Regions from separate parts of the Homo sapiens genome. Here region 1 is linked to region 2. The links are chromatin contacts, found by Hi-C or POLR2A ChIA-PET in ENCODE. All regions are on one chromosome and are shown on one strand. Each heading gives the region's core, a stretch centred on a gene start or an enhancer-like site at or near the end of the contact. The rest is flanking DNA. Distances are from core to core; before and after follow the strand shown. Region 1 has its middle 14 kb from the start of CCDC124. Region 2 holds the start of SIN3B (SIN3 transcription regulator family member B).

What was found. Hi-C counts contacts between places; a loop is a spot of excess contacts on that map. ChIA-PET counts read pairs that join two places held with the same protein, here RNA polymerase II (POLR2A). Pooled maps may share reads with other maps.
Region 1: a loop to region 2 is called in a pooled map, with 1.9 times the contacts of the local background. The contact joins the enhancer-like site here to the promoter of SIN3B in region 2. A Hi-C loop is called at or near these places in 1 of 50 pooled maps. POLR2A ChIA-PET finds 5 or more read pairs at or near these places in 2 of 52 experiments (B cell and activated T-cell).

The regions. Positions count from the first base shown.
Region 1 is chr19:17,945,837-17,948,536 of GRCh38, reverse strand. No RefSeq gene overlaps it. Among named protein-coding and RNA genes, the nearest start is that of CCDC124, 14 kb to the right of the region's middle. RefSeq lists a silencer at 62-771. Within about 2 kb of position 1,401, at least 19 of the 41 ENCODE cell types and tissues checked have a DNase peak (open chromatin) inside an H3K27ac peak, as active enhancers do.
Region 2 is chr19:16,828,005-16,830,704 of GRCh38, reverse strand. It overlaps SIN3B (SIN3 transcription regulator family member B), which reads right to left and starts at 1,307. Exons shown (of 19, transcript NM_001297595.2): 1 at 1,165-1,307; 2 at 808-914. The coding sequence starts at 1,284. RefSeq lists a silencer at 1,160-1,339 and an enhancer at 1,080-1,581.

The DNA of each region.
Region 1 (2,700 bases), core at 152-2,651, 1.1 Mb before region 2:
CACCGCCCCCTCCTCGGCACCCACCCCTCCTCCCCTTCTTTCCTCCCGCGCCGTCTCTTCCCCCACGGTCTCTTCCTCCCCAGCACCCGCTCCCCCGCGCCCATCCTCTACTCCCCCGCCGTCCCCCCGGTGCTCGAGGGGGAACCCCGGCTGCAGGCGCGGAGCCCCGCGCAGGCGCAGAGCCACCCGGCTTCCCCGAGGCCGCCGCCGCCCGCGCACTGCGGCCCGCGCGCCCGGTTGCTAAGGCAACGGCGGGGGCCGGAGTGGGAACCTCGGGAAGACCCCGCTCTCGCTCCCTCCCCCGCCACCTCCTCGGCAAACCCCACTCCGGTTTGAACCGGTTTCCCCGCCCCGCCCCCATGCGCACTGCGGCGGGTGAGGATTCCCCGGCCCTCAGGGTGGGTGGGTTGGGGGCGGGGGGCGGGGGGTGTCGGGTGGGGCCGACGCATGCGCGCTGGGCGCGGCATCCCCTCTTCTGCTGGCGCGCGACGGGAAAGCCCCGGCGCAAATGGCGAGCACCCCCGCGCAGGCGCAGTGAGCGACCGGCGGCCCCGCGGCCCCGCCCGGTCGTCCTGGCAACGCACGCGGGGCCGGCTGGGCGCGCACGGAACTCCCCTCTCACGCCCCCTCCCGCTCTCTGCGGCGGAGCTGGGGATTCCCTGCTGCCAGTGCGCACGCGCGAGCCTGGGATTCCGCGGGGGCGGGGGTGGGGGCGGGGCCGGGGCCGGGGCCGGGGCTAGGAGCCGAAGGGAGTAAGGGCCTTTCTGTAACAGGGAACAAACGTCATCACCTTGTCTTTGTGCCCGAGGGCTGACGACCACCCTCTCAGCTCCTGTCCTGAGTTTCATCCTCACTCTTGTCCACCAGTTGTCCCTCTGCAGGCGCCCGGAAGAGCCTGCCACGCGCCGCTCTGATCGGCTCTCTGCCCTGCTCATAACCCCACCGGGGCTCCCCATCGTCCTGGGGTGAAGCCCCACTCCTTTGCCTGGCGTCCGAGGCCCTGTGTGCCCAGTCGTGTCTGGCTGGCCCTCCCGTCGGCTTCTTCCCTCGGATCGATTACCATTGGTCCCCGACCTTCTCTCATCCCCAGCCAGAAAGACCCTAATATGGTCATGTGGGCCAAGCCCTTCCCCACGTACCCTTCCCAGGTACCATCTCCTTGATTCTCCAGATAGCCTGGGGTTGGGCGCGGTTTTTAGTCCTATTTTACCGGAGAAACTGAGGCTTAGATCATTCAGAACCTTGTCTAAGGTCTCAGAAGAGTCAGAGGTGGGATTCAAACCCAGGCCTCCATTTGTGGGGAGCTATATGGGCTATTCCATTCATTTCCTGGCTGACATCTTCAGCCCCAATTCTGGGCCCCAAAACTACCCCTGCTGCCTTCCTGGCGGCTCTGGGTGCTTCCCGGCTATGTGACACAGGCAGGTGACTTAGTTTTCTTTCTCTTTTCCTTTTTTTTTTTTTTTTTTTGAGACAGAGTTTTGCTCTCCTTGCCCAGGCTGGAGTGCGATGGTGTGGCCTCGGCTCACTCTGCCTCCCGGGTTCAAGCGACTCTCCTGCCTCAGCCTCCAGAGTAGCTGGGATCACAGACGCCCGCCACCACGCCCGGCTTTTTTTTTTAGATGGAATCTCTCTCTGTCGCCCAGGCTGGAGTACAGTGGCATGAACTCGGCTCACTGCAACCTCCGCCTCCCGGGTTCAAGCGATTCTCCTGCCTCAGGCTCCCGAGTAGCTGGGATTACAGGCATGCACCACCACGCCTGGCTAATTTTGTATTTTTAGTAGAGACGGGGTTTCTCCATGTTGGTCAGGCCGGTCTCGAACTCCCGACCTCAGGTGATCCACCCACCTGGGCCTCCCAAAGTGTTGGGATTACAGGCGTGAGCCACTGTGCCCAGCCTTAGTTTTCTTATATACAAAGACGATCAATATCTCATAGGGGCTGTCCCCAGGGCTCAGTGAGGGGCTGCTGCCACCTGTTTGGCCAAGGCCTGGCACCCAGTGGTGCCACTGCCTGTCTCCTCCCACGTGGGGGACTCTGCTCGTTGGTGCCCCCTGCAGGATGCAGGGGGCCTTACCTTCCTCTCCTTTCCCTAACCCTCACCAAAGGTCTCTCCCAGATATCCCACGTTTCCTACAGTCATTGTCTCAGGGTTGGTTCTTGGGGGACCTCCAAACTAAGCTAGTGTCCAACATATGTTGGTTAGTTTTTATGTTAACTTCAGCTGTACCCAGTTTATTTTTTAGAGACGGGGTCTCGCTCCGTCGCCCAGGCTGCAGTGCAGTGGCACAGTTATGGCTCACTGCAACCTCCTCACTGCAACCTCTAACTCAACCTCAAGGGATTCTCCCACCTCGGCCTCCAAAGAAGGTGGGACCACAGGCACATGCCATCACGCCCTAATTTTAAACTTTTTCTGTAGAGACAAAGTCTTGCTTTCTTGCCCAGGCTGGTCTCAAACTGCTGAATTCAAAAGATCCTTCCACTGTGGCCTCCCAAAGTCCTGCGATTATAGATAGGTGTGAGCCACCGTGCCTCACCTGTACCTAGTTATTCCTGGCACCTTTTACCCTCCGTTGAACAGGAAGCAGTGTGACTTCCAGACCTTTGCACATGTGATTTCTTCGACTTTTCTGTCCCTTGTCTGTGTGGAGAGCTCCTATGCATCCTGAAAGTCCCGTCCTCCATGATACATTCTA
Region 2 (2,700 bases), core at 58-2,557:
TCTCCCTTCTGGCTGCATTGCAGCCCAGCCCTTAGCACTGGGCTCCCGGAAGGAAACCAGGCCAGCCCCACCATGTTTCCTAAGAGGGGGCAGCAGTATGGTAAGCATGTGACTTCCAAGAATCTGAGTCAGAGGGTCTGAGTTCTAGTGACACCTCTGCCACTTAGGTGGGTCCCTTACCCACTCCAAACCTCAGTGAGTCTCCTATAAAAACAAGGGCATGATCCCAGGGTTTCCCATCTATCTGTAATCTTCCTTGATTCTGGGCCTGCAAAATCATCTCATGTGTTTTAAACGTTTTCTGTGTGCCAGCTCCCTTACTAAGCATTTTATGCGTCTTACTTCCAAGCAGGCCTGGGACCACAGTGAGCCCAGAGAAGCATCTTGAGGACAAGATTAAAGGGGAAGAGGGTGCCAAAAATTTCAATCATCAAGACAATAACATTTTACAGCGCTTGAAAATAAAAATCAAAATGGGTCCCACCAAATCTTTCATGAACAAAACTAATATAAAAATCAACATATTAAATCAAGGCAGGATTTGACTCTATGAGTGTGCACGGCCTCGCCCTCCCTGCCTCCCCCCAGATCCCTGTCCTGCTTCCAGGAATCCCCACAAAGCTCCACAAGGTGGGTACTACCCATTTCCATTTTTGTTACGAGAAGGAGCTAGGGCTCTGAGAGATTGGACAACCTGCGCAAGGTCACCCGGCTAAGGGGGCAGGCTGGAGAGGGGAGGTCTCACCCCGCTAGGCCCGATTCCGGCCCAGGGGGGTCCCCTGAGGTGGAGAGGGGCCCCGCTGGTACCTCTGGCTTTTGAACTCCTTCATGATCTCCAGGAAGCCGTTGTAGGTGGCAGGGTCGCTGCCAAAGCGGATCTTCACCTGGTCCAGATAGGTGAGGGCGTCTTCTACCTGCAGAGAGGGGGAGGGTCCCGGTGGGCCCTGGCCGCGGAACGAGGGGACGAGGGGCCGGGGTCCCTGAGGGGAAGGGGATGGGCTGGGCTTTCGGAGGGCCGAGGTGAGAGGTGAGGGGTGAGGGGTCCGGGGCAGTGCAGAGGGGAGGCCGAGGTGGGGCTGGGGCCGGGCGGGGCCTGGGTGAGGGGCGCCCGCCCGCGGGGTCCAGAAGATGGGTTCCCCGAGGGAGGGCGGGGACGCCACTCACGTGCACCGGCAGCTTCTCGTGGCCTGCGGAGCCCGAGCGACCCCAGCGGGCGCCGCTCAGCCCCCGGCCCGCGGGGCCGCCGGCACCGCTGCCACCGCTGCCACCGCCAGCGTGCGCCATGTCCGAAGTCGGAGCTGCGCCCCGCCCCGCCCCCGCCCGAGGTCCTGCCGCGCATGCGCAGCCTCCGCCTTTGGAGGCGGGGTTTGATGACGTTGAGGGGCGGTGCTCTTTGAGGGACTCTTCTGAAGACCTTCTCCTTAAGATTGGTATCATAATTAATGATTTATATAGCAGGGGTAGGCGAGCCAAGACCCGCCGCCTACTTTGTCCGGCCCCGCAAGCTCAGAATTATTTTTACATGTTTACATAGCCGGGGGAAAAATCCAAAGAAGAATAGTCTATGACCTGTGAAAAGTTTGTGAAATTCACATTTGAGGGTCCCTGAATAAAGTTTTATTAGCACACAGACACGCCCACGCGTTTACCTGGCTTCTCTGCCTGCTTTCGCCTTACAACAGAGTAGGTAGTTGCTAAAGATCCTACAGATCTGCAGACCCTGAAGTATTTACGATCTGGCCTTTTATGGAAAAAGTTTGTTGGCCCCTGCTTTATAGAGTTGACGGGACGATGAGGTATGAGCCCCCAGCGCCCTAATATAGGGCCTTGCGTGGTGAATTTTTGCTAAATGGCCTTTAAGTTAGTCCTACTCCTCCCATCTTCACTTCCCTATCCTTGGCCCCGTCACTTCCCATCTGGACCAGTTTAGGAGCCTCCTAACTCTGGTACTTTCTTTTTTTTTTTTTTTTTTTTTTTTTTTTTTTGAGACAGAGTCTCGCTCTGTCGCCCAGGCTGGAGTGCAGTGGCGCGATTTCCGCTCACTGCAAGCTCCGCCTCCCGAGTTCACACCATTCTCCTGCCTCAGCCTCCTGAGTAGCTGGGACTACAGGCGCCCGCCACTGCGCCCTGCTAATTTTTTGTACTTTTAGTGCCACCCCACCTGGCTCTAACTCTGGTACTTTCTCAGCCCTGATACTATCAAGAACTCTAGGCTGGGGATGGTGGCTCACGCCTGTAATCCCAGCACTTTGGGAGGCCGAGGCGGACGGATCACGAGGTCAGGAGATAGAGACCATCCTGGCTAACACGGTGCAACCCCGTCTCTACTAAAAATACAAAAAATTAGCCGGGCCTTGAAAAAAAGAAAAAGAAAATGAAAAAATTGGCTGGGCGCCGTGGCTCACGCCTGTAATCCCAGCACTTTGGGACGCCGAGGCGGGCAGATCACCTGAGGTCTGGAGTTGGAGATTAGCCTGACCAACATGGAGAAACCCCGTCTCTACTAAAAATACAAAATTAGCCGGGCTTTGTGGCGCATGCCTGTAATCCCAGCTACTCGGGAGGCTGAGGCAAGAGAATTGCTTGAACCCGGGAGGCGGAGGTTGCAGTGAGCCAAGATCACGCCATTGCACTCCAGCCTGGGCAACAAGAGCAAAAACTCTGTCTCAAAAAATTAATTAATTAATTAATTAAATAATA